Regions from separate parts of the Homo sapiens genome. Here region 2 is linked to region 1. The links are chromatin loops, found by intact Hi-C in ENCODE. Cell type or tissue: HepG2. All regions are shown on one strand. Links, peaks and the distances in the headings refer to the core of each region. The heading gives the core; the rest is flanking DNA. Region 1 overlaps FYN (FYN proto-oncogene, Src family tyrosine kinase). Region 2 overlaps FYN (FYN proto-oncogene, Src family tyrosine kinase).

Evidence for each region. Peaks named below come from ENCODE experiments on the same cell type or tissue, not always from the same donor. Only the 100,000 strongest peaks of a DNase experiment are listed, where the experiment ranks them.
Region 2: it touches region 1 in a loop (2.0-fold over the local background); 13 of 110 quality-filtered maps call a loop at or near these places.

Annotation. Positions count from the first base shown.
Region 1 is chr6:111,785,092-111,801,408 of GRCh38, forward strand. The region is part of intron 2 of FYN (FYN proto-oncogene, Src family tyrosine kinase); the gene reads right to left. Among named protein-coding and RNA genes, the nearest start is that of FYN, 80 kb to the right of the region's middle. In HepG2, for the core only: no CTCF peak of the experiment used is centred there; DNase peaks (open chromatin) are centred at 8,830, 9,780, 10,230 and 13,360; H3K4me3 peaks cover 3,343 bases.
Region 2 is chr6:111,835,084-111,851,400 of GRCh38, forward strand. It overlaps FYN (FYN proto-oncogene, Src family tyrosine kinase), which reads right to left. Exons shown (of 14, transcript NM_002037.5): 2 at 11,506-11,546. Among named protein-coding and RNA genes, the nearest start is that of FYN, 30 kb to the right of the region's middle. RefSeq lists enhancers at 2,839-2,928, 7,818-7,927, 15,431-15,510, 15,521-15,580. In HepG2, for the core only: no CTCF peak of the experiment used is centred there; DNase peaks (open chromatin) are centred at 8,028, 8,718, 10,058 and 10,418; H3K4me3 peaks cover 1,622 bases.

The DNA.
Region 1 (16,317 bases), core at 5,656-13,655:
GCTTTCTATCAAGGAGTGGAAGAACATTGATTGGTTCTCCACAGGATGTTCCCAGGTTCTGTCTCCTCAGAACTCGTTCTCTCTCAATACTGTTTTGCTATCTCTTTCCTGGTACATACAATTCCACTGTCCCAACTGTCATCCCATGGGATAAGTTTCACACTACATCTCTAGATCTATCTCCCATGTTCCCAGCTCCTCTGCCACCCCCTACAGATAGTGCCTTGAGGGCACGAATTTTGTTTTGGTTACTGTTATTTTCCCAGTGCTTAGCACAGTAGCTGGCACTGAATATGAAATGTTTGTTGAATGAATAAATGAAAGGCTTCACTCAGACTCACAGAAGTTCTTGCCATCACCACCTCTCTCTGACTCTGGCCTCTCTTTTCCCCGCTTCCCAACACACACAAACTCTGGTTACAGCACTTCTCATGTCACTCCCAGACTGTCTCAGCTGGGAAGGATTTAGCAGCCCAACCCTATGCTTTACAGGGAGAAAACGGGTCCATCAAGGCCAAGAGACTTGCCCAAGTTCTTATTAGTGGGTGGCAAAGACAGGAATTTTTTTTCTTTTTTTCTTTTTTTTTTATTACTATACTTTAAGTTCTAGGGTACATGTACACAACGTGAAGGTTTGTTACATATGTACACATGTGTCATGTTGGTGTGCCGCACCCATTAACTCGTCATTTACATAGGTATATCTCCTAATGCTATCCCTCCTCCCTCCCCCGACCCCACGACAGGCCCCAGTGTGTGATGTTCCCCTTCCTGTGTCCAGGTGTTCTCATTGTTCAATTCCCACCTGTAAGTAAGAACATGTGGTGTTTGGTTTTCTGTCCTTGCAATAGTTTGCTGAGAATGATGGTTTCCAGCTTCATCCATGTCCCTACAAAGGACATGAACTCATTCTTTTTTTATGGCTGCATAGTATTCCATAGTGTATACGTGCCACATTCTTTTATTTTAAATTATTTTTTTATTATACTTTAAGTTCTAGGGTACATGTGCACAACGTGCAGGTTTGTTACATATGTATACATGCGCCATGTTGGTGTGCTGCACCCATTTACTTGTCATTTACATTAGGTATATCTCCCAATGCTATCCCTCTCTCCTCCCCACAACCCATGACAGGCCCTGGTGTGTGATGTTCCCCTTCCTGTGTCCAAGTTTTTTCATTGTTCAATTCCCACCTATGAGTGAGAACATGCGGTGTTTGGTTTTTTGTCCTTGTGATAGTTTGCTGAGAATGATGGTTTCCAGCTTCATCCATGTCCCTACAAAGGACATGAACTCATCCTTTTTTATGGCTGCATAGTATTCCATGGTGTATATGTGCCACATTTTCTTCATCCAGTCTATCATTGATGGACATTTGGGTTGGTTCCAACTCTTTGCTATTGTGAATAGTGCCGCAATATGTGTGCATGTATCTTTATAGCAGCATGATTTATAATCCTTTGGGTATACACCCAGTATATACCCAGTAATGGGATTGCTGGGTCAAATGGTATTTCTAGTTCTAGATCCTTGAGGAATCGCCACACTGTCTTTCACAATGGTTGAACCAGTTTATAGTCCTACCAACAGTGTAAAAGTGTTCCTATTTCTCCACATCCTCTCCAGCACCTGTTCTTTCCTGACTTTTTAATGATCGCCATTCTAACTGGTGTGAGATGGTATCTCATTGTGGTTTTGATTTGCATTTCTCTGATGGCCAGTGATGATGAGCATTTTTTCATGTGTCTGTTGGCTGCAGAAATGTCTTCTTTTGAGAAGTGTCTGTTCATATCCTTTGCCCACTTGTTGATGGGGTTGTTTGATTTTTTCTTGTAAATTTATTTGAGTTCTTTGTAGATTCTGGATATTAGCCCTTTGTCAGATGAGTAGATTGCAAAAATTTTCTCCCATTCTGTAGGTTGCCTGTTCGCTCTGATGGTAGTTTCTTTTGCTGTGCAGAAGCTCTTTAGTTTAATTAGATCCCATTTGTCAATTTTGGCTTTTGTTGCCATTGCTTTTGGTGTTTTAGACATGAAGTCCTCGCTCATGCCTATGTCCTGAATGGTATTGCCTAGGTTTTCTTCTAGGGTTTTTATGGTTTTAGATCTAACATGTAAGTCTTTAATTCATCTTGAATTAATTTTTCTGTAAGGTGTTAGGAAGGGATCCAGTTTCAGCTTTCTACGTATGGCTAGCCAGTTTTCCCAGCACCATTTATTAAATAGGGAATCCTTTCCCCATTTCTTGTTTCTGTCAGGTTTTTCAAAGATCAGATGGTTGTAGATGTGTCGTATTATTTCTGAGGGCTCTGTTGTGTTCCATTGGTCTATATCTCTGTTTTGGTACCAGTACCATGCTGTTTTGGTTACTTAGCCTTGTAGTATAGTTTGAAGTCAGGTAGCGTGATGCCTCCAGGCAAAGACAGGATTTTAACTCAAGACCCAGCACCCCTGCTACCAGGCAACTGACCAGTTCAAAAATCTTCAACGGTCTTTCAGTACAACCTTGTACAGGGCCTGGTATGCAGTAGGCATTTAATATCTGTTGAGTGACTGACTGAATAAATTAATGGGTCTCACGCATATGCCAATGGGTTTTAGTTTTTCTCAAAGTGGAACACTCCTCAAAAGACAGACAATATCCTTGTATATAAAATGAAGATGAGAGGAGCTACTCTCTCCTCTATAACTGGGGGAGCAGCTGGCACACCAGACTTCTTCCCCTGCAGTGCCTAAGCCAGCTCCCAGGAAACTCAGGGCTTGGTGACACTGCTAGAAAGACCAATGACTTCCACAAACTTTTCAGCTTTGCACTCAAAGCCATCCACCATCATTCCAAACCCACCACATCAGCCGTATCTTTCATTTTTTCCTCCTCCCTCATGCCTTGCCTTCTCAGAGCACTTGCTGTTCTCACTTGTCCCTCCTCGGAGCCTTCACCTGTCCTATTTCCTCTCTTATTGTGCCCTCATCTCCACCTGCAAGAATACAGAACCAACCTGTCCCTCAAGCCAGCTCTCGTATAAATCCCTCCCTGAAGTTCTTGCCCAGTTCCCCCACTAGAATTAGTCTTACTCTCTATATACCTCTACTGTACAACTTTTCACGCTATCTGCTGCAAGGAAAATGGCCAGGTCCTTGAGGGCAAGAATGCAGGCTAAATGTATCTTCGAACCATTGGCACCTTGTCTGACCCAATGCCTTGCACAGAGGAGACAGTTCTAGTCATTCTGTTGCATTCAAAGGGCTTCATCCTTTTTCGTTCACCTCTGTGACCAAATTACATACATTTTGTAGCTGAGATTCCAATTCTTCCTCTAGCATGTATAGACTGATGATACAGCTAACACACACTTGCAGGGCCCACTTGCTAAGGAACTGCTGTGTGAGTCTTTGTTGAGTCTCATTTTCGAAAGCAAAGAATGGGGGTGAGGGGAGACAGGGAGCATGAATTCCACTCCCCTCCAAAGCTCTCTGTGCCCATGGCTATCCTGTGCAACATGAGGTACAAGCTGGGAAGCTTGTGCACAAAAATAACTGTCAATTTAAAATATAGTATAGTCCTACAACCTGCCATGCTACAATATTCTCTGCAAGCCCAAACTTGATTGTCTGAAAAATTAGAGTTCCAAATGGTGAAATAAACCATTAAACAAGGAAGCATACAAACAAAGCCCAATTGCCAGGGAGGAGGATGGGAACTAGAAAATACAGGGTTTCCTAGGAAACTGAGCTTACTTTTGACTGACTGTGGCCTTCCCTTTCACTGGATATAGTGGGTGGGAGGGAGGTGGGAGGGGTGCTCTGAGAAGGCAACACTGACCCATCTGCTTCCCCTGCCTGCAGGGGCTAGAGTCCTTCTGGCTACACTCCAACAGGAGGGCAGACTCAAGCAAGGTTGTGGTTGTTGTTTTATTATTTGCTTGAGTGGGAGTAAACAGCAGAGAGAGAAGAGGAGGAGGAGGAGGAGAGATGAATAGAAAAAGAGATAAGCATGGAAGGTGCTCAGCCAGCAGAAAGGAATTAATGACCACAGAATGAGGGGGCAGGAAGGTCACAAGCTGGCTGCTCCCTTCTCATTGGCTATTGCCAGGTCTAGAGGGGATCAGAGGCTCACTGTTGAGCAAGGCACCAATATAAGCTCATGCTCAGCTGCCCTAGAGGCCAGGTGTAGGGGTCCCAGCATCCATGGCTCTGAAGCTGGACTGGAGAGATAAAGATTTGGGGCTCATTGGCACACATGGGTGGGCAGAGTCATGCAAATGGATGACTGGATGGGTGGGGGTAGGGCTTTAGCTCCCCATCTCCAATCCCCATCAACCCCCAGGCAATAGTAGTAGTAGCAGCAGTAGTACTGATATCATTTCATATTATTATTACTATATTTCAACGTTAAGGCCATGAGTACCCAGTTTATTTGGGGAATAAATAAAAGAAACAAATGCCATTGGAATAATCAGTTGACTATCTGGAGGAAAAAACAACAATTCTGCTTCTATGAGACTCATGAGAATGAAGCATACAGTTATAATAATCATGTCTTTCTTTTCTTACTGGTAATGAGTCCCTGTCAGGTGATCACATCACATGTATCAGGAAAAAAAGAAAATAAAACAAAAACTCTGTTCTGTAGTGTACTTGAATTCTTCCGACTTGCCCTTTTAAATTAAGCTGTTCCTAAGATCTGCAATCCACAGTCTGAACAGAAACACTGCTTTGCTATGATGCAAGCGCAGCTGCTGGACACGTCTAGCTCTCTTCCAACCGGATTACTACTCCCAAGTCCCTCCAAGTAGACATTCTGGAGTGGCTCTGGGGAAGGCCCATGAAATACACACAGTATCACAATGCTGCCAAGATCAAAGTTAATAATGATGTGTGCAGAGCCCCTTGAGTTTAGGTTGGCTACAATATCAGAATCCCAGAACCTTGGGGCTGAACGGAATGTTAAAGAATAACTAGTCTGATAGTTTTTAAGCTATTCTTTAGTATCAGAACTGTGTGTGTGTGTGTGTGTCCATGCCAAATGTGTAACAATTATGCCAAAAGATATCCAGCTAGCACACCACATACCTGGAGAATCCATTATAATGGGAACCATTTTATTTCAAAAAAAAATTCTTTTCTTGTTATTGGTAGTTCTGAACCTTAGATACACACACACACACACACACACACACACACACACACACACACACACACACATTCTGAAGGGCTCAACTCCAAAATATTAGATAAAAGTGCAACAGAACAGCTCTGGTTCAAGAGGGAAAGGACTCAAACTCCTACCTCCATGGCCATCCTCCTGGCCTACCTGGTACTTCTGGGTAACTCTAAAGTCCTAAGAACACTGAAAATCTCAGATCGAGTCTCCCACCCCTAACCAGTATCTGAGTCTTCTCTCACATCTCTTCCAGCCCACGTGCACGTTCTCAATGTTGCAACACTGGAGACCAAGGGCATCTACCAGGGGTTCCCTACCAAGGACCTGTTTTATCCACCTGCGCCTCCCACATTTTGAATTATCTCACTAACATTGCATTTTAAAGTAATAATTGATTTATTTTCCCAGCTCTGATTTGGAGTCAGGGAGATCTTGATCTGAATCTCAGTTCTGCTAAGCTTGGTAAACTTGGAAAAATTCCTCAATAATGTGAAGTAGTAAGCCTGGTAGAAGCCTTCCTTCTCTCTCTTGGCTTTTTATTTCATCAACACAAATCTCCATCAAAAGAATACCTAATACCTAGGAATAAGTCCAACAAAAGATATGTAAGACTTTATGCTGAAAATGACAAAACGTTATTGAGAGAAATTACAGAAGACCTATATAGAGGGTTGGGCCATGTACATGGGCTGGAAGTCCAATATTTTTATATGTCAATTCTCCTCGCAATTGCATCTTAACTGAACCACCAATTTTTTTTGTTTTTAAACTAGGTCTTTTTTTTCTGATGGAAATTGACAAGCAGATTCTAAAGTTTATAAGCAAATGCAAAGGGCCAAAAGCCAAGTTAATCCTGAACAAGAGGAACAGGGCTGGAAGACTTATTCTACCAGATACAAAGATTCACTATAGAGTAATAGTAAAAGTGTGACATTTGTGCAAGGCCAAACAGACCAAGAGAATAAAATAGAATGTCCAAAAATAGAGCTACACAGTCACCTAACTTATGCAAAGGTGACAATGAAGTAATAAATGTATAAAAGTATGCATAAATGTATAAAAATAAAATATAAATGTATAAAAATAAAAGTAATAAATGCTGGGTTCACTGGGTAGTATAGATTGAACCGTGTCCCCCAAAAAGATATGAAGTTCTAACCCCCAAGTACCTCAGCATCTGACTTATTTGGAAATAGGGTTGTTGCAGATATGATTAGTTAAGATGAGTTATAGTGAATTAGTATGGACTCTGAATCCAGTGACTGTCCTTAAAGAAAGAAAAAAATCTACACAGAGACATGTGGGGAAGACGGCCATGTGGCCACAGAGACAGAGGTCAGAGCAATGCAGCTGCCAAGAAAGGAATGCCAAGGATTCCTGGCCACCACCAGAAGCTGGGAATAGGCAAGGAAGGACTCTTCCCTAGAGCCTTCATCAGAGAGACCATGACCCTGCTCACACCTCGATTTTGGACTCCTAGCCTCCAGAATCATGAGAGAATAAATTTCTGCTGTTTTAAGCCACCCATTTTGTGGCACATTGTTATAATAGCCTAGGAAATGAATACAATGGGTATCCGTATGAAAGAAATGAATCTTAACTTCCACCGTATACCATGCAAAAATTAATTCTGGATGAAGAATAGAACTAAATGTGAAAGGCAAAATAATAAAGCTCTTAGAAGAAAACATAGAGAACACCTTCATACCTTGTAATAGGTAAAGATGTTTCTTAAAAGAGAACACAAAAAGTGTTAACCACGAAGGAAAATATAATTTGGACTATACTAAAATTAAAAATGTCTTCATCAAATGACATCAACAGAATCAAAGGGAAGCCACAGAGTGGAGAACATAATTGCAATACATATATACAACAAATAACTCTAAAAATCAATAAGGAAAAGGCAGACAATCCAATAAAGAAATAGACAAATACTCGAGAGGACAAAACAGAAAATCCAAATGGCCAATAAACATATAAAAAGATGCTCTAATTCAGCCATCAAATAAAAGCAAATTAAAACCACAACGCATTACCAATACACCTACAGGACTGGCTAAAATGATAAAGACTAAAACCATGAAGTGCTGGTAAGGATACAGAGCAACTGAAACTCTCATACATTGCTAGTGGGAGTGTCCACTGATAACTGGCAGTTTCCATTGAACACACACATCCTGTGATCCCAGATCCTGCCATCCAGAGCCTATCCTACAGAAATGCTACATATGCTTACCCACTGATATGCACAAGAATGATCCTACCAGTACTATCTCTAACAGCCCCAAACTCGAAATAACTCAAAAGGCCACTTACAAGAGAGGGGCTAAATACATCTTGATATGTTAAACAGTATTACACAGCAATGAAAATGAACAAACTACTACTTATAACAACATGGATGAATCTCCTAAATATAATGTTATTCTATTGACACAAGACAGTGCAAACTGGGGGACATCCAGGCTGTCCCCTAGTCTTGCGGCAGCTTGACCTCTGCCATCTGCTAGGTCCTCTCCTGCTTCTGGTCAATTTTATTTATATAAAGTTCATAATAGATAAAACCAATCTTTCTTGTTAGAAGTCATGCTATCAGTTACCCTTGATGGAAACTGGGGTGTATTGGGACTGGATGGGGACCTGAGGGGACTCCTAGTGTTTAAGTGACATTCTTTTTCCACCTGGCCGCTGGTTACAAAGGAGAGTTCACTTTGTGAACATTCATTATCAGTGCACTTAAGAATTTGTGCACTTTTCTGCATGAATGCTACATTTCAATTAAAAAAAAATCATCTCAGGGCGAACACGATGAAACCAGAAACAAAACAGAGCTCTTATAAGTATCGAAAGCAAAAAAGCACAGCAATTTAATTTAAGCAAGATAATTTGAAAATTTGCTGCACTAAAAGCTTAGAAGTGCCATTTCATTAAATTACGTTTTTTAATTCACTTTAAGATGAATGTCAGGCCAAAGCTATTTTATTACTATATGTTAGGATGGCATGAAGCAAATAGTCTCAAAATAAAATAATACACATCATTTAAATTTTATCTTACTGATTTTTTAAAGTGAAGTTTCGGATATTCAAGCCCATTTTTTTTTTTCCACATTAGTTAAAAACCGTTTCCTGGGGCCTTGGTTTACAGTCTGCGCATCCCCAGATGAGAAAGCCCTTGGGATAAACGGGTTTTCCCTCTGTGGCACAAAGTAGGCACTCAACATTGCTCTTCCAGAGTCAGTCCATAAGATCGGCTCATTCCTGCCAATGGAAGCAACAACAGCTCAGCCTGCCTTTGCACTGTCACTCTGGATAAATGCATAATTTCTGTCAGTCTGAAATAGTGAAAATAACCATTCCCACCTTTGTGAATTTCTGGGGCTCTTTAGATCCCCCTCTGGAATATACATGGTCATGAGGTCCAGAGTCTTCACCCAGGCTGTCCCCCAGTCTTGGGGCAGCTTGACCTCCGGCTTCTGCTAGGTCCTCTCCTGCTTCTGGTCAGTCAATCCATTATCATTAGCCATGTGCTCCACAGAGCTGCTCCACCTACCACTGAAATAAATCCCTTGGAGCATAGAAACCGCGTGGTCACACTCTGGCTTTCTCAGACACTTTTGTTCTCTTGGACCCTCTGGGAGGGGAGGAGATCTACGCAGGCACCGAGATGGACATCCTGAGACTGCAGGCAGCCCCCACAGGAAGTGAGAGGCAGCCACACACACCTCGGCTTGCATTCTGGGTTGCGAAAGAAACCATGTGGGGACTGTGGAGACCTCACTCACCCTCCAGCCTGCCCCTACCTGGGAGAAGATCCCGGGGCAGGGCCCCTGCCACTGAGCTGCTCTCCTCCATCCGCCATGAGGACACCCGGGCCTTTCTTTGGTCACTCTGTTTCCCTGGATATTAGCTTCCCAAAGGAGAGCCCTCCTTAAATTCAAGCTCTGTTGTTTTTGCATAGACTTTTCGGTGTCAACTCTATTCCTAACTTCACCATCTGACAAAAAATTGTGTGGGTCCTTTAAGAAGGTCCCCCATCCCTAATTAGAGTTCTCTGGTAAGAAGATAACATATGCTTTTTAAATAACTTTTGATCATGAATGCCACAGAGATTTTCCTACTGAAAACACAGAGGAATCACAAGGGTCAAATAAGATAATCAGTTCAAAATGTACATGGACAGAGGAAAATCACCTAGGTCAATTCCTCGAGAGTCTGCAGCCAGAAGACTGAGGCTCTACCAGCAAGGGCAGTGGTGGGCAGCGGTCAGCAACCCCCAGCCTGCGGATCAGATCTGGCCTGCTGCCTGCTTTTGTACAGTCCATGAACTGAGAATGGTTTTTACATTTTTAAATGGTCACAAAAAATCAAAAGATTATTTCATCACACATGGAGATTATACAAAATTAAAATCTCAGTGCCCGTAAGTAAAGCTTTATTGGAACACAGCCATACCCACTCGTTTCCATATTGTCTATGGCTGCTTTCACACACAACAGCAGAATTGTCTTGATAGAGACTGTATGGCCCGCAAAGATGAAAATATTTACTATCTGGCCCTTTACAGAAAATGTTTGCCAACCCTGGGCTAAGGTGATGTCTGTGTTTGCAGAAGGATGTCCACTCTGATTCTTACTGTTTTGTGCCTCTGGGCCTGTCTCCACACTAAGTCACAGGCAAGTCCTAATGCTGGTTTCAATTTCACACTAACCGGGTAAGCCAACACAACCCGCTAAAGCACACTCTTTTAACCTGTGGTCCCGAGTCAATTCAATGGGTCACAAAATTTAACTTGGTTGATTCTGCCCAGCATTTTCTTTAATGAAATACAGATAAAAATATCAAGGGAACTGTTATTGACTGAATTGTATCCCTCCAAAATTCATGATTGAAACCCTAAACCCTAGCACACATCAGAATGTGACTATATTTGCAGACAGGCCTTTAAAGAGGTAACAGAGTTAAAATGAGGTCATATGGGCAGACCACAACTCAATATGACTAGTATCCCTATAAGAGGAGGAGATTAGGACACAGATACACACAAAGGAAAGGCCATGTAAGGACAAAGAGAAAAGACAGCCATCTACAAGCCAAAGAGAGAGGCCTCAGGAGAAACCAAACCTGCTGACACTTTGATCTCGGACTTTTAACTTCCAGAGCTGTGAGGGAATGAATTTCTGTTGTTTGAGCCATCCAGTCTATGATACTTTGTTATGGCAGCCATAGCAAATTAGTACAGGAATCACACAGAGCATTATTTTGTGGAGTTTTTGTTTCACTCACACATGTGGACTTGTGATATAAACATGTATTAAATTATTTGTGTCACACCAAAATAAATGGAAGAACACTCTACCAGAGGGAGAAAAATACATGTTTGGTAGCAAAATCAGAAACAGAAGGGTGTTCTAATTGAACCAAGACACAGAAAGAGAAAAGAGTACTGAACATATTAGGCACTTTGCATATATTATCTCATTTTAGTCCTCACAGTAACCCTACGCAATAGGTCTTCACCTGATAAAGAAACTAAAGCATTGAGAAGTAACCTACTGAGGTGGCAGAGCCAGATCTGACTCCAAAGCTTATGTATTATTTCTCATGATGAATCAATTTCTATTTCTATATTCCTGAGAGTAGGTTGAGATTGTAGTTAGGCAATAAATAAGGGAAACGATTTATAAATAATAATAGCTAACATTTACTAAATACTTACTGTGTGCCAGGTTCTGGGCTAGGCTTAACATAAACCTCACTTTATCCTTATTAATAACCCAATGGCTTAGACTCTATCACTATTTTTTTCAGTTGAAGAATCTGAATGTAGAAGAAATCATTTAACTTGGCCAAGATGACAAAGCTGGTAAGTTGAAGACCCAGGATTTGAACCTTCATTAGTCTGACGTTTGAGCTAGAGCTCTTGCCCACCACAAATGTTCTCTTTTAATTGTATTTATTGCCAATCTAAGTACAGCCATGTGCCACATAATGAAATTTCAGTCAGTGACAGACCACATATATGACAATGGTCCCCTAAGATTACAATGCTGATATTTTTTACTGTGCTTTTTCTATGTTTAGATACACAAATATTTACCATTGTGTTATAATTACCTACAGTATTTAGTACAATAACATGCTGTTCAGGTTTGTAACCAGAAGCAGTGGGCTATACCATAGAGACTAGGTGTGTAGTAGGTTATACCATCTAGGTTTGTGTAAGTGTACTCTATGATGTTTACACAATGACAAAATCACCTAATGATGCTTTTCTCAGAATGTATCCCTGTCCTGAAGCAACGCGTGACTGTACATAACTATCTGCTGGTGGTCTCCAATTGAAGAAAAAAAATGCATACTTTTTATCATACATCCAATAAACACTAACTGAGCACATATTATGTGCCAGGCCCTGTTCTGAGAGCTGGGGATCCTGCCATCATGGTGATGCTATGGGTAAGAAACCTTAATGATGTAACCACACCATGCTGATTGAAATCCCCTCGTGGGTAAGGGGAGTGGCAGGTAAGATTCAGGTGGGTTGAAGGCACAGGCCAATGAAATTGCAGAAATTGTAGAAAATGAGATGATGAGTCAGGATTACTAAACAGAAATTTTTAGTAATTTTATTTAATATTTATTGTATCCAGGTTCACCTGTCATGTGGTCATGTCTTATCTGGAGGTTTTTCAATGGCAGGGGCTATATCATACTTTAAAACACCCACCTCAGTGCTTGGCATAGTGCATAGTAGTTTGAATTTACTATTTTTTTAATAATGTTGTTTCCAAGAAAGATGTACAGAAGTTACTCAGGGATTTTCAGATGTAATGACAAGAGTCAGACAATCCTTGGAAAGTCTCAGTAGTGGAGGATAGATCATGCTGCATGTTATCAGGGTCATGAGCAAAGAAATAAATGTTTAACTGAAACAGTTTTAGTTAAATCAAATGGGAAACTAGTACGATGGCTAAGCAATCAGAATGAGTGCCTGGTAACAAAAATGTGAGGACAAAAAATTAGGCTGAGTGAAAGGAAAACAGGATACGGAATATTAAGATTTTTAATGTATTTGTGGCAAATAAATTTTTCCTAAGGTTTTTTTGCTTTTAATTTAGAATTTTTATGTATAGAATTTTTATATTTTCACCAAACCTAGTAATCCTTTCATGAAGAAATAACCAGAGAAGTGAGCAAATATTTTCACTCCAGAATGTTTAGTACAGCATTATTTATAATCTCAAATATGAGAATATTTAACTGCATAGTAATAGGATAGTGAATGGTTAAATAAATTAGTCTGCTCACACAATGGAAAACTTCAGTTATTATTCAATTACATTAGAAAACAATCACAACTTAATATTAAATGAAAGAAGCAACAAGCTCAAAATCAAAGTTTCATATATATATATATATATATATATATATATATATATATATATATATACACACACACACACACATGACACACCCCTCCCAAAAACGACAAAATAAATACATCTTTTTTCTTTTTTTGAGATGGAGTCTCACTCTGTTGGCGAGGCTGGAGTGCAGTGGCACGATCTTGGCTCACTGCAACCTCCGCCTCCCAGGTGCAAGTGATTCTCCTGCCTCAGTCTCCTGAGTAGCTGGGACTACAGGCATGTGCCACCATGTCCAGCTAATTTTTGTATTTTTAGTAGAGACGGCGTTTCATCATGTTGGCCAGGCTGGTCTCAAACTCCTGACCTCAGGTGATCCGCCCGCCTCGGCCTCCCAAAGTGCTGGGATTACAGGTGTTGAGTCACCGTGCCCGACCCTAGTTTAAATACATCTTAACATTGCTATCTCAATATGGTGTGATTAAGAGATATTTTCATTTTCTTCTTTATAGCTTACCAAATTTTCTACAAGTAAAATTTTAAAGTCAGGAAAAAAAAGTTATTTAAATAAGTTTAAATCAAAGAGAAAGTATACACATAGCACCTCTACTGTGCATCTCTAATTTGCTGAAGACCTTAGCCACCAGAGGCCTCAACCACACTGGCACATGTCGCAAATTCTGGTAATGTTATTTTAAATAAATATATTCATATATTCCTAAACTCGCCTGCAAAGAGGTTTCAAAACAGATTCAGCAGTGGCCAAGGGCAGTCCCCAGGATGAGATGACACATTTTAGTGAATTCTTTGACTTTGACAATACATTCATTTAACAAATATTTACTGAGTGCCTGTCATGCTCCTGGCACTCCGTTAGGTACCAGGGGGTCAAACTGGGTCCCCGGGAACAAATGACCCATTGGGCTGACATTTGTCCTACATACCCTGATCCTTGCAAGATGCGGTGGAAGTCTGGGCTGGGTAGTAACTGGGCAGACCTGTTCTCAATTCTCCCACCTCATCTGGGCTCTGACCCTTCCTGGATGTGTGGCTCTGAGAAAGGCTGGCTTCACCTCTCTGGCTCTGGCTGCCTCATTTGTAAAACAAGGATAATCCTGACCCAGTTCGTGGCACTGTGGTGAAGAATAAACAAAAAGCGTTCTGGGCTTGTTTTTATCTATACAGTGCCAGATGGATTCTACATGTTAATAGCTACTGTTGTTTCCTTCCTTTGAAAATTGTATATTTACTCTTTAGGAAACATAAAGGGTCAGAAATAAAGTTCAGTGATTAAAGGGATATTCCATATTTTTCTTCCTCAGAATATCCAGATTAACAATTACAGAAATGAACACCCATGTTTCCAACCACAGCCAAAAGTAAAGTGGAACTGGAAGATCTTGAAACGTTCAGGAACCATTCCAAGGACAAATCTAGGTGAGATGCTACCAGTCATTAGGGAAATAGTTCAATTATGATGAGCACTTCAAAAATCTAATAAGATTCACTTACAGTTTTTCCTCTCTCCCTTTTAGGAAGGGTGATTCTAAAAAAGCAACGTTCAAAAATAAACAAGTTTTTAAAAATTTAACATTTCTAAGAAAAGACTCAAGGGCACAGGAAGGATGCCAACCATATGTCCAAATCAGAAGTAAATGTGCAGATATATCCTGTCTCTCTCCCAAACTGAACTCACTTCCCAAACATTGGGAACATTTGTAAAAATTAGAAGATGAGGTGGAAATAGAGGTGGGGAGAGGGAAAAATACAGAGACATTAAAATGGGATGTGCCTAGTTGAGATGTTTCCCTTTACTGGCTATTGACATGACTTAATAACAAGTGTACCAATACACTGACAGAGAAAGTGCAACTCTAACCCCCTGGTGTTCGCATTTTATGTGAAAGATTAAGGATATTTTCCCAGATACATACTACTAATTTCTGACATCTTCCGTCTCCTTGTGGTCCTTTCATCAAGTAAGGATTGGTAAATGGTATTAATAGGTTCAGACAGCTTCACAATATCTGGACTAAAATCCCCCTACCCCTCAGTTCTCCGTTTCATGATGCTGCCTGTCCAGAGCCACTGAGGCAGGGCAGGGCACAAGTGGTTCAGGTGAATGGACATCTCCACTGCCCCCTGTCTGTGAGGCTGTCACTTGTGCAATTCCCTTCTTACTGCACCCATGCCTTGTCCACCCTTGTTATGTGGGAGTCCCGCACACGCCAGCTCCCCTGTGGAAACGTGCAGGGAAGGCAGCCACGGGTGACATTTCCAGCACTGGTTAAATATGGACAAACCTCGCAGCTTCCCACCCAGGTAGGGCAGTCCTGTACAAATGGTAACCGGCAGGGTTTATTCCGAAGGACACGAGTGTGCCATGATATATTCAGTAGTTGCTGTACTTTTAAAAAGGGAGTTGTAAAAATTATCTTTAAAATGCTTGTTGATGCCCTGTGGGTATGAGTCACTTTGTGAAGCAGGATCAAAATGGATTCTCTATTACGGGTTTCTGCTGGCTCTTTGATTCTAAACAACTTTATTAATGTTAATAGGAGTTATATACACATCAATGAGAGAATAAATTCCCAGGGTTTAGTGGAGCTTCCATTAATGATCTGTAATAAGCAACGTAAAATGCTTTCAAATTTTCTTTCAAGTAATAACACGGTACCCCAGAAGAGCTGAAAATGAGGCACAGGTCTCAGCACAGGGTAGGAAGGATCCGGGGGATGGGAGAAACAAGGCTCTACAGCTTGTGGGAGGCTCTGTGGGACGAGTCCTCACAGCCACTCACGGGAGTGGAGCAGGAGGGATGGACACAACTTGCCGAAGGGATATTGAATATGAGGAAGGGAGGAAAAGAAAACGTACAAAAAGTGAGCTTGATGCAGAAGGAATTTACTATGATCTAAAACGGGAACGACTGCAACCGCGCTTCCTAAATCTGTCACAGGCTCATCCCATTTTTTTCTGAGCTTAAGTTAATACTATTCACTGGCTTACAAAAATACCCACTAAGATGAAAATGGGAATTTAAGTTCCAAGGATGATGCCACAGAATTCCTAATGAACAGGTTATTTTGCAGTGACACAGAGCTCTGCCTCAAATGTCTGGAAGCCCAGCTTTAGATTTAACCCTCTCCTGCCCACATCTCCAGTTCTCTCCTCAACTCTTCTCATGGGAAATCAAATGCCAGATTACTGATATCCCCAGAGGATAGCAACCCATGGGGGCTGCAGCAGACAGACAAGTATAAATGGCAAATGACTAACTTCCATGATTTAAGAAAAGAATAGAGCAAAATTTGAATCTAAAAGTCTAATCACTATTTGCTCGTTCATACTTAGTCACCTTACACTTCCTTACATTTCATCCTGATGCTTCACAGACAGTAGAAGGACCTCTGCCAACAAATTACAAGTCCACAACATTAAGGATTAGATGCACAGTGGGAGAAGAATGGGGATGTGTACATTTAGCCACTGAGAGTCTAGTTTCATACCTGAGAGATCTGGAAACACTGTGTGCACCGCTGGCGATGCTGCAGGTGGCCAAGCAACGCTCAAACCACTGGCAACAACAGGGTAGTATCTTGATCTTCTGGCTCAGTGGTCACTTCCCACACAGCAGATTTTAGAGCACTTCAGGTTTAAGGGGGTACTGAATTTACATATTCCAAGGTAAACCATGGCCATCATCATCAAGGCAGAGCTCCATACACCGTGTACATTTTATTTAGAATTAGGTGGCTTTTCAAAGGAGCTCCCCATTTTTC
Region 2 (16,317 bases), core at 3,708-11,707, 48 kb after region 1:
TTATTCTAAAAGCTTTTCTTATTTCCTACTCAAAAATTAAAATTGGTAAGTTAATTCAAAGGCAAGTGAATTCAGCTGTTTTTTCATTTCAATTTTTCTCAACTATTTAGTAGATTACCTATAACAACCAGAGAAACTGTAACTACTGTCCTAAAGATCTGAATCTAGGTAATTTGGTTTTTCTTAAAAAATGTTTCACACCATCTGCATTGTAACATGAAAACAAAATAGCAAATCTCCATTTTCACTTTAATGACCCTATTTTCATTTGATCACTGAAATACTAAAGTGATACTAAAGTGAAGGATTGTTAGGAATAATGCTCAAAATCCTAAGGAAATTGAACACTCGAACAAAGAATTCTTAGCAAAGCAATTTTACTTCTGCGCAGAGGGGTGCCTCCTTGGCCAGTCGCCATGAGAACACACCTGAACAAAGGGTCATGAGAGCCTTTATTCCTGAAGCAAGTCCTGCCCCTGTACCCTTTCCCCATTGGCCAGGGTCGGTTCATACAATCTAAACTAATCCCAGTTGGCTAAACATTTGATTTTTTTTTAGATAAGGTGGGCACGTAAAAGAAAGTGGAGGGGAAGGGGAAGGGGTGTCTGTAATGAGCTAGAAAGTTAGTCCTCTTTCCAAATAAGGAAAGGAATGTGAGCTGGTACTGATAACGCCTGGTACTGTGGCGTGCCTGGGCATCTAACAAAGGCAAAAAGGAAAAAAGGAGAAAAAGGAGAAAAGTGTGTGGGGGGAGGGGTTCTATGAATTAAAGAACAAAAGATTGATCAGATTATTGGAAGAGAAACCTCATCATATCCCACAGGATGAATGTGAAAAACAAAAACAAGAAAAGTAAGGACAGGTTTCTGCAGGTGGTGGCATACTGTAAAGCAAACTTTGGCTCCACGAGGAGCAAGACACTGGTACAGTTAAAGGGCCAGGCTGAATGGATACCCTCCATGCAGGATTCTGAGTTCAGCAAGAAACAGAGAAACTGAAAGACAACTCTGAAATGCCAGGTGAGTGAAGGTGATTCCAAAGTGAAAGGTGACAAGAACTGGTCTCAGGGACCTGGTTGTGAGGAAAGAGAAAACACAGTAGGCCTTCAGAGAAAGGCATCTGAGGTGGCCAATTCCTCCAATGTGGGTGAAGAACGCTCTCAATGATCATAGGAGATGGCGATATGACGGAAAATATGAAAACCTGTCATTCACTATCTCGAATCTCAGCTGAGATATGGAGTGATACTCATGGGTTAAACATCCAGTGAATGATGGTTGCCTAATATTTACATGCAAATAGGCCTCAGATATTAACTGATTTGGGCTTTAGCCCCCAAAAGAAAAATTTTTAAATTATATTTCCAACAACAACAACAACAACAACAAAACAAATGCTAGGCTGTGCGCGGTGGTTCATGTCTGTAATCTCAGATCTTTCGAAGGTCAAGGTGGGAGGATGAATTGAGCCCAGGAGTTCAAGACCAGCCTGGGCAACATAGGGAGACACTGTTTCTACAAAAATAATAAAAAATATTAGCCAGGCGCTGTAGCAGGCACCTGTAGTCCCAGCTGCTAGGGAGGCTGAGGTGGGAGGATCGCCCAGGAGGTTGAGGCTGCAGTGAACCGTGACTGTGTCACTGCACTCCAGCCTGGTTGACAAAGTGAGATTGTGTCTCAAAAAAGAAACAAAGAAAAACAACAAATGCTTTTTTCTGAACGGACACATTTTGCTCTGTTGGTTCTGAAATGAGCCAAGAACATTATATAGTATTTGTTGTTGTTATTAAACAGTATCATCTAGAAAACACAAAAGCCTAATTATATTTTCTTGGCCACTGTAAAAATGGAATACTGTAAAGATATATGATTGGCTAGTTAGCCAATATTTATTAATACCAAATATAAGAAAACAGAATAAATATTATGATAACTGTCAAAAGTTTTTTGTCCTACCAGTTCATGGGCCATATATAAAAAAAACACTCCTGACACTTTACCAGTGAGGCCTTCCCACACCTAGCACCTCACTGCGGTCACCATAACGACTTCTAAACTTTACGAGTGGGTTTTATAAGTTACTTTATTTTCAATACCTAAGGGCTGTTTAAACTTTTTCTCATTATCAAATTTACTTTTTTGCGGTAAGCGGCACTTTGATGTACATCAAACTCTCTTGTAAAAGAAAAAAATGTTTTTTCCCTCATCTGGTAACAGTAGAATGGGGAAAGTGGCAGGTACTTCAGTTTTGCTTTTTTTTTAAATTACATTTCCCCTACTCCTACTCTTTAGAATATTCTAAAGATGGACAAAATCCTCCCCCGACACAAAGGTTTTGTCTTCAATTACCGTAGCATTATCTATGTTGACACACAGCAACAGAAAAAACAATACGGACAGGTGCCTTCCCTCTTGCCATTCTTCTACCCTGTGTATGAATCCACTCGACGTCAAAGTTGGGAGTTAGTCCATCCATGGCCAGTACTGACCAAAGAAAGGGGGTACAACAAGTAGAAGTTGGTAAATGATGATGATTTTCTCCCCTCACTGGCATCTCTTCATCTAACTCCTGTTGGGGATTTCACGGCACTTTGTGCCTCCACTTCAGACACTCTTCACAGTTGCACCTTACTCTTGATGACTGTCAGCTTCTCCCGTGGCCTAGCTCTTTGGTGAGACGGTCAGGACTTCCTCAAGCCCCCAAGGCTCACATACTTTCCACCACACGACGCTGCCTCATGTTCCACCCTGAAACCATCTCACTTTCTCATGGCAGCCTTATCTGGAGGGACTATGCAAATGCACAAATTGCTGTTTTATCCCTTCTGTTATCATCACTGATCCACGCAGCATCTCACTTTCTTTCACTTTACACTCTGACTGTATTCAGTAGTGACACATTTCACAACTTAATGAACGCCCCTAGATCTTCCGAAAAGCCATCATGCTCACCCAACAGTGGGAGCTGCTCTCCACAGACCACACATACCCACAAAGGAGGATCAGTCTTTAGTAGAGGTGAACACTTAACCCTCATTACCCTAGTAAGATTAGTACTCCTCATCTGAATGCAAGATTCCAGTCCCTCCTTTAAAAAAATCACCCATGGGCTAATATTTGGGTATGTTACAGGAAGTGGGACTCAAGATTTAAACCTACTAACATCAATGAGGACATCCAGGGACCTCTCCACTCACAGTAGTGACTGACTAAGCACCCTACCAACTTTCCCTTCCCATGGTACTGCTCCATCTCAGGGCAGTTTCACAAGACTATTATGACAGATCACAAATGCAGAATACCTTGATGTCAGCAAAGCACCTGATAGTCACTCAAAAACATATCCAAGCAAGATGGGAAACCCTGGTCCAAGTGATAATTCACTTTAGTGGCCTCAGTGACTGAATGGCCATACCCAAAGACACTAACATCACAGAAGAACAACACTGACCTGGAGAGAGGTCCTTGGAACAGGGCTTTGCACATTTGTCCCTGGTCAATGTTTTCATCAAGATGTGCTTATAGCAGTCACAAATAATTCACAGTTGAAAGGAGATAGTTAATTAATTGGACGACAGAATAGAGATTTTAAAAGACTTAAATAGGTTAGAATGACAGCCACAACTGACCAAAAGAACACCATCTTCCTCTCCAAATTAACAGATAAAATCTTGCTTTCAATTGTAAATAATCTATGGTATGTGTGGATAGGATGGTGTTATCACTTGCCTCACGTTCAGTTGTTTACTGAATGGAAACAACTCATCCTGTTTACAAGTTCTGCCAGTGATCCTGTCTCCAGACTCTGGGTGGGTATGGCTTTCAGCCACAGACATTCAGAATCATATCAATTTTACGATTCTGACTTCAGACCGGGGCTTCCTTTTACTCTGGGCTCAAGTATCTGTCTTGGGGCCTACCTCATTTCAGTAGTTGACTCTATAACTCATTCTTTTGGACTCAGCTCTTTGCATTAGCTTCTGAACTGAAGTCCCTGCACATCTGCATGCCTCTCATCTGGCTCTACGACATGCCCAGCCATACATTTCTGCTGCCAAACTTCTGTCCATCTAGACAGCCACCTATAGAAGAGTTTCCTCTGTACTATGTCTTACCAGATTATCCAAACTGCCTTCTGTTTACTCTGCTGCTGGTACCATTCCCATGAGCATGCCCCAGCTCATGGATCTGTTTGTTCTCTAGATCCCTATCTGGTCTATATTCTGGATCCCAAGCTATACCATCCAGCTACTGACAGAAATCCAGATCTCCTATGTAGCATGGGGAAAGGAGATGAGTTTAAAGCAATTCATACTTAAGAAGTCCTAAGGATTTTTATCACACATAAGCTCAATGCAAGCTGAAGATATGATAAAGTGACTCGATGAGAGATGTAATATTGGTCTGCATCAGTATAGCCTATACTGATGCAGAAAATGTGCACCTAAGGAGACCTGATAGTAACCTCTTACTCTACACTGGTCAAACCATCTTGTAAGTACCGTGTTCATGTCCAAGAGCCATGTTTTCAAAAAGACAGTGATATAAAGGCAATGTATCCAGGAGGAAGTGACCAGAATGACGGGATTCCTGACACCAGCTAATGCAAGAAAGTTATAAGAACTAGGGCTCTTGGACTAGGAAAAAAGGATTTTTCAGGGGTTGGGTTTTCAGGTACTGAAGGGCTCTCAAATGGAAGATGACCTAGAGGCTTGTATCACCAGAGACAGCTTGGGGGTCTGCAGGAACAAAGCGGAAGGTGTGGGCTAGTGTAATAAGTGCTTGTCCCATCTCTGCTCCAGACTCGGGTGACCCTACATCTCTAGCCCCAGTTTCCCCCAAAGACTGAGAGGGTATGATTTCCAAGGCCTCTTCCCAGCTTTCAGAGCCCATAATTCCTCTTCTTTACATAAACCTCAATCTGAGAAAGAAGACAGGCGTGGCCTTGCCCGCTCTGGGGACTGGAGAAGAGACTAGTTCTTAGATCTTCCAAGTGGCCCCTTCTAAGAAAATTAAACTGACTGAAGTAATGAGTGAAACAAGGGGTTGCAAGCTTTATGTTTCGATAAATGAAAATTACAGAAATTCCCAAATTGAGGTATGTTAGGCAGAAAATGCCCCCCAAAAGGTATTCACTTCCTAATCCCTTTACCTTATATGGCAAAGATGTGATAAAGTTAAGGATTTGAGAGGAAGAGCTTATTCTGGATTATGCAGCAGGCTCTAAAAGCCATCCCAGGTATCCTTATAAGAGGGCTGCAGAGGAAGACACACAGATGAGAAGGCAATGTGAGGGCAGAGGCAGAGACTGGAGTGATGTGGCCACAAGTCAAGAACACTTGCAGCCACTAGAAGCTGGAAAGACAGGAAACAGATTCTCTCCATCTCTGAAGGTATCGTGGCCCTGCTGACACCTTGCTATTGGACTTCTGACCTCTTAAAACTGTGGGGGAATAAATCTCTGTTGTTTTTAGCCATCAAGTTTGTGGTAATTTGTGACGGCAGGCACAGCAAGCTAACAAAGAAGGTTTTCTGCTCAAATAAAATTTTGTTGTGGGCTAAAAGTGGGCAGTAATAACCTTTTAAAGGAAAAGCTTAAATTTTTATGTATTTTTATGGCCTATACAACACCACTCTTAGAAAACTGCAGCTCTGCTCTTAAAAGTATTTAGGGGCACTGACAAAAGCATCTTTTCAGCCATTCTTCACATATATTTTATTAATAATCTTTCCTTCACATGCAATTTCAGCAGATAATAAGTCTATGCAAGGCAGACAACCAAATGATTCCAACTTCTACACAGCAGGCCTGGCTGCAGTGAAACAAATTATGCAGTATCTCATGGCTACAGGAGAAAGCCTCGGTGTAAAAACAAATGGTACAAAGTATGTAGGTGAGAGCTCGTCTTGTCTCTCCATTGTAACGTGGGCAGCATTTCTCCCCACTCTCTCCTGGCAACATCCAGCTTTTGTCATAGGGAATGATGAATGCTACTCAGATGAAGAATATACGAAATGATCCCCAAGTCTGGGAACCAGCAGTGGAAAGAAAATGAGTGTCTCATGGGCTTCCCCCACTCCCACTGCCTGCAGATGCCACCCCTGGAAGTCATTTTCACGCTTTCACAGGGCGACCACCTTGCAGGGCCAGGTCAGGTTAAAGAGGTGATTCTCTTTTCAAGGTTTCCAATTGTTCCTTGATAAAAACATCATTACTACTTTTAAAACCACAAATAAGGGAGAAAGACCTTTTAAATTCAGTGAAGAGAAAATGAAAGATGTGTAAAAAAATACCAGTTAAATTACATGAGGCTGATAATGATGGCTTCAGGACAAGAGAGCATCCACAGTGGAGGAGAAAGAGAAGGGTGCTTCAAGTCTGAGATATAGTTTTGGATCTTGCTGCTTCCTAGATGTTAGTCCTTGGGCAATTCATTCCCCTTTGGCTGAGCTTTATTTTCCTCACATACAACGTGGGGCAACCGAATAAGATAACATGTGGCCTAAAACAGTGGTTGGCCTACCAGTGTTCGTTAATGTGTAAAGAATGAATGAACTGTTCTATATCCAGGACTAAACAAGGAACCCTCAATTTTTCAACTCTTTCCTTGAATCACGCTGAAAATATTGTTATCTGCAGTTGTTCTAGATCAGTTATCAATATCCTCCTAAATTTAGAATGTCTAGGAAGAGGGATTTTTTTTTTTTTTTGGAAATTCAAATTGGCAGAGGGTAGGTATATTTTTCTTCTTAGACAGCACCGCTTAGTTTTACAATCCAGGGATTTACATAAAAGAAAGCTGGTCAGTTATTACGCATGATACATAACAACTATTTTTGGGCCAAGACTAACAATGATTGCCTTTGAGTCTAAAACAGAATTCTAAGCATGTCCCTTCCTCCTAAACACACACACACACACACACACACCCATGCATGCATTCTTGCTCTTTCTCTCCCTGCCCGCAAGTCAAAGCCACTTCCTTTTCCTGGTCCCCAGTCGCCAGAAAAGTGGGTTGTGTGAAACGTGACCCTTACTCAGTTATACACTGAGGCTGGGTCACTCCGTTGCCTGATCACCAGCAGAATGGGTCAATCTGTGTGTGAGGTTGAGAAAGGTAAATGAAGAATGTAGGCCACTTTGGCCTCCTATAGTTTCTGAGGCTGGCAGCCTGTAGTACATGTATCAGGGAGGGCCTGAGGAACAATTCCCGTCTGCACATAGGAACTGCCCTGTCCAGTGTCCATGGGTTCAGAGGCACCAGAAGCACCTGAGTCCTGCCCCTGCAACCCGCCCATGCCCACTCAGGAAGCAATGGCTCCCACAAATGGCAGGGAGTTGTGCTTATGCTATTCTTCCCTTCCTCTTCTTCACTCTCTCCCTCACCTCCCTTAAGCAACCAGTACACGCATTTGCGCGGTACACCCCAAAGCCAATGTCCCCCTATTCACACTGGAGACACATCCTCATGTCACCCCAGCAACCAGCACTGTGAGGCCTTTGGATACCCCATGTAAACACTGCTGGCCTCTGACCCCGGAAATCTTATTCTTCCCACAAAAGAAAAAACTTGTATGAATTAATTTTCCCACCTCTTAACCAGCTGCATAGAAATCATGCGGACATGGCTTTAAAGCTGGATTCCTGATGCGGCCTCAAATTTCTAACCCTCGATTACTTAGAATTAGATTTTCCCCCCACAAGACAATTATCCCCACACTAAGAATCTAGGAGGTTTTTTATCATTTCTCTTGGGACTTATTAAAACCAAAGAAACACTGAAAAATGGAGCAACTTCCATGTACATTCTACATTAACAGACCAACACATTTCAAAGAACTCACTCACTCAGAGGAAAAGTAAACAATTCTAAGGCAGGAGGTAATTTTTCTTTTTACTTTTCTTTTTGAATGACAATTTTTGTTTCGGAAGGCCTCTGTGTCTATCAAATAGGCAGTAGTGTTTGTGGCCATATTTGTGGCCTGAACGCAGCTGTCTAAACCCTGCAAACAGTTGGAATGACACTGCAGGAATTCTCGGTCTCACTGAAACTGCAGAAATGGCAGGGGCCTCTCTCATGGCAGGCACTGAAATACCTTTAATCACACCAGACAAAGGCCATCCAGGATGCACGGAAACCAAACCTCTCTCCTCAGCCCTTTGAGAGTAGTTGAAGTGGATATTATTTTAATCAAATCCTTTTAAATCACTAAATAGGATGACTCCATTTAATTAGCTTTTTACACAAAAAGCACATTTTTGTTCTGATACAACTTGATTACATATTTTTCAATTTTTAAATGGGTATGGGTTTCACTTTTTAAAAATACACTTTATACACTTAAAGCAATGATATCTGGAACTGTAACCCTCAAGAATTCTAAAAGATTCTGTGGAAAAGAAAATATTTGCTTTAATGTTTCCCTTGTGCACTACTGCGTCCCCCTCTTTTATCTTTGAACTCTCTTTGCTTGCCCAGATTAGTTCAATTTTAAGAATGATCTGTTCATTTGTCTGCTTGAAACTTTGTACTTTTGGGGAGCAAGTCAAGGAATGATGGTCTTATCGCCACATAATGCTATTAACAAGCATGGTTTCCACTCATTCATGCCTGCTCAATTTTTTAAGAGGGCCTACTATGAGTTAGGCACTAGGCTTGGCACAGATAAGGATTCTGAGCTGATAAAGCCTGCAGTTCCACAGTGAACACTGCTGTCAGACAGTCACTGCACAGATAACTATGCAACCACAATGACAGCTTTGAAGCGGCCGTGGCGATAGGGCAACCCCATCCAGCCTGGGCCTTTAGGGGAGTGTCAAGGAAGAGCTCTCTAAAAAGTAACAAATGCCGCTTTCTTAGAACTTACGAAACTTAAAAAAAAATAAGGCACACAAACATATTGTCTCAAATATTATATAAACTCCAAAGTAAGGTGGGGTATGGGAAGGGGAAAGCTCTGAGCCCAGACAGATCTGAGTAGAATCCTTACTATAACTACAGCACCTTGAGCCTCTCATAGCTCCCTCACAGGACTGCTGTCACAGTGAAGTGTAACATAGATGATATAAAGCACTCTGCATAGCAGAAGTTCAATAAACCATAGATATTAATTAATACAGAATTTATGCTAACTTGTCTTTGAGCTTTAGCATGTCAAAATAAAGCTAATTTTCCACTTCTGTCTTTACAAAAACGTTCAACTAAAAGAGGAAACTTAAAAATCCACATGAAGAACAAACACTGTAACTTTGGCAATTTTTCTCCACTGGAGTTGGCCAACAGGTATCATTTACTTATACAACAGATGCACATCCTATATTAGATTCTTCTGGATAGGTAAACACAGACAAAAAGAAAAGTTGATAGATCCGTGTTCAACAGTGTTCTACCAGCAACAGAAAAAGGTTCTGAAAGTGGAACTTCTAGAATAGAGCTTTTAAAACAGCAAACTCCCCTAAGGCAATGATTGTTTTTCAGGTCATCAACTACTTGACTGAGGAGAGGGTGCAGGCAGAGCCTTTCAGAGGTGCCTCAGACTCACTCCATCCAAGCAGCATTTCTACCCGTTTAGCTTCTCTTAATCTGGATTCCCTGTGCACTTACAGACATCCACACCACGGGTCAGTCACCCGTGTTCACTCTTTTGTTAGACACTCATTGCTCCTTCAGTCCCAATCCATAACTGGTCTTACCTGGCATTCTTTAGACTGGTGGCCAACAGCCCTTTTTCCATTTTAATTCAAGACCCAAGTCAGAAAACAAAAACAAAAACAAAATGTATTTGGTTTGTGTTTTTCAATTTAAAAGCGAGTAATTTTACTTGGTCCTGTGAAAGGGACCACTTTACTGATAAGAAAAATGAAACTTGGGGAGGAGAAATGATTTTTCTAAGGTCTAACAGGAAGTTAACAGCAGAAGTGAAGCAAAATTGAACACATTCCATTCAGTGCCCCCCACACCCCACTAACTGAGCCCTGCTGTTTGCCCGGCATGGGGCCAGGACTGGGAACCCAGATGAATGGACTTCCCCCTCCTGTGGCTGCAGGATTCACTGCCTGAGTTGGACAGGGGAGGGCAAGTCCTGCAGTCTGGGGCAAATGCCAGGCATTTCTTTGGGCTCCAAGGCACAATACTGCCCTGAGGGGGCTCCTGGCACCCATAGGCTCTTGCCTGCTGTGGACCTGGCCTAGTCCAGAAGGGTCACAGTATACTGACCTCCCATAGGCGACAGTCTTTGCCAATCCCTGGCTTCCACAGCCAAAACCTGAGTGCATGCGGATTCTAAAAAGGCTCCTTCTGCCTTGTCCTAACTAGAGCTGTGTTATTTCCCCAAGTTGCCCTGGTTTGTATGAGCTGAAAAGCCCGTGACTAGCAGTAGATCACAGGCCATCCTGCAGAAGCTAGGTGCCTGCATGGGGTCAAAGGTCAGGAGTTACTCACAATTGTTCTGGAACAATGTTTCAGATAGTATACTTCCCTAACTTAGAGACAAACGAGCTGCATTCAGAATGGCTCTAGTTCAGAAAGAAAAGCCTCTCTTGCACTCAAATCAAGATGAGAAATAACCCCAAGTCATTCTCAGATGATGAAGGGGCAGCCCCCAAGTGGCCAGGGAATTGAGGAACATAACTCAGAACAGCTGAAAAGTTACACCCAAGGCAATGTGGTTGGGCAGAGTAGTGGGGGCCGAAAAGGACGCCTGGGTGGCTAGCGAGAGCTGCGACGTCCAGCCTTTCAGTGGGGGAACTCAAGGCACCTGGGGAGGCAGAGAGACGTACAGGCAGAGAAGGCTCAGCAAACATTCAGAGAAAGAATGCATTCACAGCTCCTCACACCCACTCCATCATGGAGTTTTTCTGGATAGCTCAGCCCTCAGTCAGAGCTTCCAAGCCCCTTCTGCACAGCTCTCAGATTGTACCATCATTACCTGAGTACTTGTCAGTCACATTCACTTTTGTCTCAAGAGAGTCCAGCATGATGTCTAACACCCAGTAGGAACCAAAAAAATGTTACATTAATGAAAGAATGACCTGCTACACAGTGGCTGCAATTCAAAGATACGGCTCAGGCAGAGGTGAGCAGCAGCCATCTGAGAGTGGAGGAAAAACAACAATGAATGGACTGAAAACGACCTCCTTGACCAGCCTGAGGATAGGCGCTCCCCATTCCTCCCCAGCCTGAAGGCTCCTCAGCCATGGGACAGCTGTTCCATTCTATTTCTGGGGTGGGAGCCATAACTTATAGTCAAAACATATGTTCCCATAAATTACCAGAATTGAGTGTTACAACTAAGGGAAGGGAGAAAATAGTGGGTCCACCAAAGGAGGTAAGGTTTTCTTTCTATTTCACAAACCAGTTCCTTCTCCAACTCGACCTCTCTCTTAGAAATCTATGGACTCAGAATTACAATCCCAAATTAAAAGTGGACTTCATCCTAGGTTCCAACAGGAAGCCCTTTATAATTCACAAGGCACTTGCTCTCAGTGCAAAACTTGCCAACTTACTTTTTCCACGTTTAGATCAGCATCCTGCTTCTTCAAAAAAACTGTAGAAGAAGAAAAAAAAAAGTGAGACATCAAAAGAGAACCAAGTACTCTCTGCCTACAAACCACCCACAAAGCACCACCATAGAATTTCCATTTGTTGCAGACAATCAATTTGCCCACAAATTTTTTATCATTCACACAATTGTTGCTAAGTCACAGTTGCCACAAACACCTGTCTGAAACTGCAAAGACCTGGCCTTGTACCACCAAAGGAAGCCAGCATGAGATTTTAACTTTCTGGAATCAGGAAAGATAAGGATAGAGGCCTTGTGTGTACACACACACATACACACACACACACAAACACAAACACAAACACACTTCCCTTTTTCAGAGTCTCTACAAGTCATCAATGGTTGGGGCACAATTAAAACTGAGTCTTCCAAGGTCTTACTCAATTTACCTCTTGGATTAAAACACCCCCAGCACCCAGCCCATACCTTCCCCACTTCCTATCTGACTGTGGGTGGGCCCCGCTGTCAAAAAAAGCATTTTGGGGATGGCCCCTGGTTCCCAGCAGCTGGGGTTCCCCTCTGCAGGAGGTTTGCCAACCCAGCAGCCTGCATCATCTTGTCCATGGAACTCCAGCCCCGGGACTACCTTAGAACCTTGTGCCAAGCCCCTGGCGAGGCTGAGTGCTGGTTCTGATGACACCCATGCATGCTTCACATTAATCTTTAAAGTGCCAGGAGCAGGATGGCAGCTTTCCAGTTTGCTCACACGCTGTGCCTACAACTGGCCAATATTATGGTACTTCATTTATTATCTGCAATTTTAGCTGTTTGAATAAAGCTGCAGTTTTAATAAAGTGTCTAAAGAGAACAATAAAAATAGTTGAATGGAATTATGTTTACAACAATATGTTAGGGCAGAGAGCTTTGAGTTAAGAAATATGAAAAAAGGCAGGAACAATTTTTCCTATCTTGTAGAGACTCTTAAGCTTTTCAATGTGACTCTTAGTATCTTTCTTCCTGATCCACGATTTAAAACACCCCCATGATAAGTTATTATTCCCATCAAAACCATCCCCCACCACACACACACACAAGAATTTTTGCACTGTTTGGAAAGATGTATAATTAACAGTAACATCTTTGTTTTGTTTAATCAAAGATGACTCGGAATGAAGGAAAGAAAAAATGACCATGAGGAAGAGAATTTGAAACTCATATATTGTTCTCTGCAGATGGGCATTCAAATCATGAACTCACTGGAGATGAGCAAGAGAACCACCATGGAGGTGAGAGAGAATGTGCTAATAAGCATGCCATTGCAGCTCATGCCTTAGCAACCCATATCATCTCACCTCTTCCTGGGTTCTGAGACATGCTGTCCTGTCCTACGGAGAAACCGCCAGGCAATAGATGCCTTTTCTTTTGGCTAACCCACTAGGGATCTAGACACTGCTAAGCTGTAAAAAATGAGAATTATTTGTCCAGAAATTTTAACTTGCTTCCCTATAATCAGAAGAGAATAAATCAATACTATGAGAACTCTTCACAAAAGGGAACATGTATAGAGTGGAACTTTGCCTTCTATTCTTGAACACTTCTGCAGAGGCTCAGAAAAGTTGTTGCTCTGATTCACAGGTCACAATAAGGAGATTTCTATTTACAAGGTGGAAGACTTTTTCATCAGCCTTAGAAAGAGCACTTGGAGAATCATTACCATTTCCAAAGTAGGGAAGAAACTTTAATACCCTTCTTTCAAGCATACTGTGTAATTCCAACAACATAGGATGCCCAATTCACAAGATTCTGAAAGAATGAGCCTTCACGCTACAGCACTTTAGCAACCAGTACCAATAGGAAAACGGAAAACCCATTTGAAGCTGCTGACTCACTACTGCATAAGGAGTGTTATCCATCCATACATATATACGGCATCATCCAATTTCTTTTTCAGGCTTACGAAACAGATGGAGTTAACTAACAAAAACAATATATACACCCATCATTCTGCAGCCATAAACCAAAAGGAGGACACCACAGCTTTAACTCTGAGGACTCTAAGCAAGATACTGAAATATTTTTAGAGAGCGGCTCCACTGTTTCCAAGATGATAAGGATGGACGCAAAATAGAATTGCTATCTAGAATAAAGAGTGGCATTTGCTTTTAAAACCACGTATATCTTTCTTAAGGCTGTCTTTCTGAAAAGTTGAGAAAAAGTAAATGTTTATTCACAAATGTTTAAGTGAAATAGAGATACTTTTTATTTCAAAGATTCATATTTTCTTAAAAATCATTTTTTAAAAATTGACCAATTATCTTCCTAATTTATCTTTATTCTAAATCTGATTTTTTGAAGATGCAAGTTTTAGGTTTCCAAGACTAAGGGAAGATAGGCTTCTCCCACGCCCACCCCCGTGTGTGTGTGCATGTGCGTACAGATATATTATATTGATATGCATATGTAGTTACACAGACATTTTAAACAGTTGTCTATGCATTCAATTGTGGGCTTTGGGCATTAGGGCATTTTCCATGCTTTTATTCTTCTTGCTGAAGCAGTGCTGATGTTTCGTTTGAGAAACATAACTGAAGTGACCCAGATAGCCCAGTGGAAAAGGCTGATCCATTAATGTTGCAAATGTGTGGTCAACTGCAGGAATGGAAGCCAAAGGACAAGACCCTGACCAAAAATGAACTACTTCCAACTGCCTAGATCAGACCAATCCTCCAACATTGGGTGAACACACAGACAATAAATAAAACTGAGCAATCCTCAACTCTGAGCTCTCTCTTGATACAGCCATCCCTCCAGCTCCCCGTCACCCCCCTGCACTGTTTCCGAATGCCCACAGACATCTCCCTATGAACCTCACGACAGGGCAGTGCAGGCAAAGCAACCAGTACACAGTCAAAGGAGCATGGGCTGCACGCTTAGAGGCCTGACAGTGCTGCACAACAGAGGAGTGGCTAGGAGGATGGTGGCAGGCTGGAGGGAGAAAGGTGGGAAGTAAGGCAGAGGCCAGACTGTGAGAGACGGTGTACAGTAGCTAAGAAGGCAGCCAGAAGTAGCACTGTACCACTGTGTTTTCAACCTGCCTCTATCCCAGGAAAGGGCCGAAAAAGAAAGGCAGCCCCCAATAATTCCTGGTGCTGGGCTATGCCTTGTCATTCCAATCTCACCAACCCTGCTGGGTAGCAACTTTCTCCTAATCAGCCTGCAGGGTCCAGATTAAAATCACTTTTTCACTCTTGTTTTCCTTTGCCCACACCCCCATGCAGGACTAGATTTCCTCTTCTCTGTGTTCCCACGGCACTTTGTGCAGAGCCTGTTTCGTTGTTTCCCCGCTAGACTGTCAGCTTCTTGGTGACTGGGACTACACCAAGCATGGTACCTGCAAGATACAGGGGCGTGTGCCATCTCTGGTGATGGCTGGAGGAAGGGTGAAGAGGGGAGGTGACAGAGAGAATTAAATCAATGGAGATCCAAACTGGAGATTCTGCTATTATGTTTACTACTACCCAGCAATTCTTGCTATTGAAAGAGATTCAATACATTAGGGTCATAACCATGTATCATACAGGATGAAGGACATTTAAGAGCCATGATGAATCCAAGATTTAAATAATGGTTCAGGATTTTGTCTGATTATCTTAAAAATGGAAGATTGAGAGAAAAACAAGGTATAATTTTCCCTTGCCATGGTGTCTTCTCTATTTCAAATTCAACTCTTTTTACTACTTGCAAAAGATTTAAAATATTCACTGACCTGCCAAAAAACATCTGTACATTGCTAGACACATCTTCACAGATTCACATCGGAATGGCTTCTTTCTGCACCAATGATCATAGCTCTATTCAACCACAACTAAAGTGAGAACCTCAGAACCGTACGTGGAGTGATGTCAGTGGTGACTGAGGATAAAATAGCCGTTTGATGCAACTTCCATATCGAGCGTGTCCACAGGGACAAGTGCTCCTTCACTTATTCTTAACTTAGGATCAAAGGCACAAAAATGACCAGGCAGGGACAGACTCTGCCATAATTCCAAAGAAGGCTGAGACATATACACAGCACACACAGAAGCTCCTCAATGCTCTCTGGCAACGGGGCAGCCCCTGGCTCTCTGCCTGCAGCCCAGGAACAGGCCCACTCTCACAGGGCTCCCTGAGGCCTGTGCAGCTGCAGACAGACATGCAGTGTGTGGGACCATCCACGCTCAGGGTCTCCACAGTCTCCTGTGTGCCCAACAGCTGGGTTAGGCGCCTGAGACAGGACCCAGCTCAGACAAGGCCCTCTGTTGTGGAGCATTCCTCATTGCCACGTTTCCCCAGGAAAAATGTATTTTCCTCCAACCATTCATTCTGGCCCCAAACTAGCTCATTCTCCTGTGTCTTGCTCCACACACAAACCTTCTCCCAAGGTTAGAGATGGCAGCAACTGCAACTTCTTCTCCTGTCTTATTCAGTCCTAATCAAGGTACAGTGATATGTGCACGTTCAAAATGAGGGGCACGTGATGAACATGGTACTAGACATTGGTACTACCCCAGGGGCATCTAGGGGAAGACTCTAGTCTAGTAGAGGACAGCAGAGGTGGCTGGGGAAGGCCCTGGTGTCCCCCACATTGGGAGGATGGCACAGGTATCAGCCAGTGCTATGTGTACTTTGTATTACTATTTTGTTCTTGTTTATCTTACGTAAATATTTATTTTAGCTCATTAAAAAGGTAATACACGCTCATTGAAGATTTGGAAAATATGAAACCCCTGTTATGATACTGAAGCTTTTCCTTTTGGGCCAGTTTTTGTATGAACAT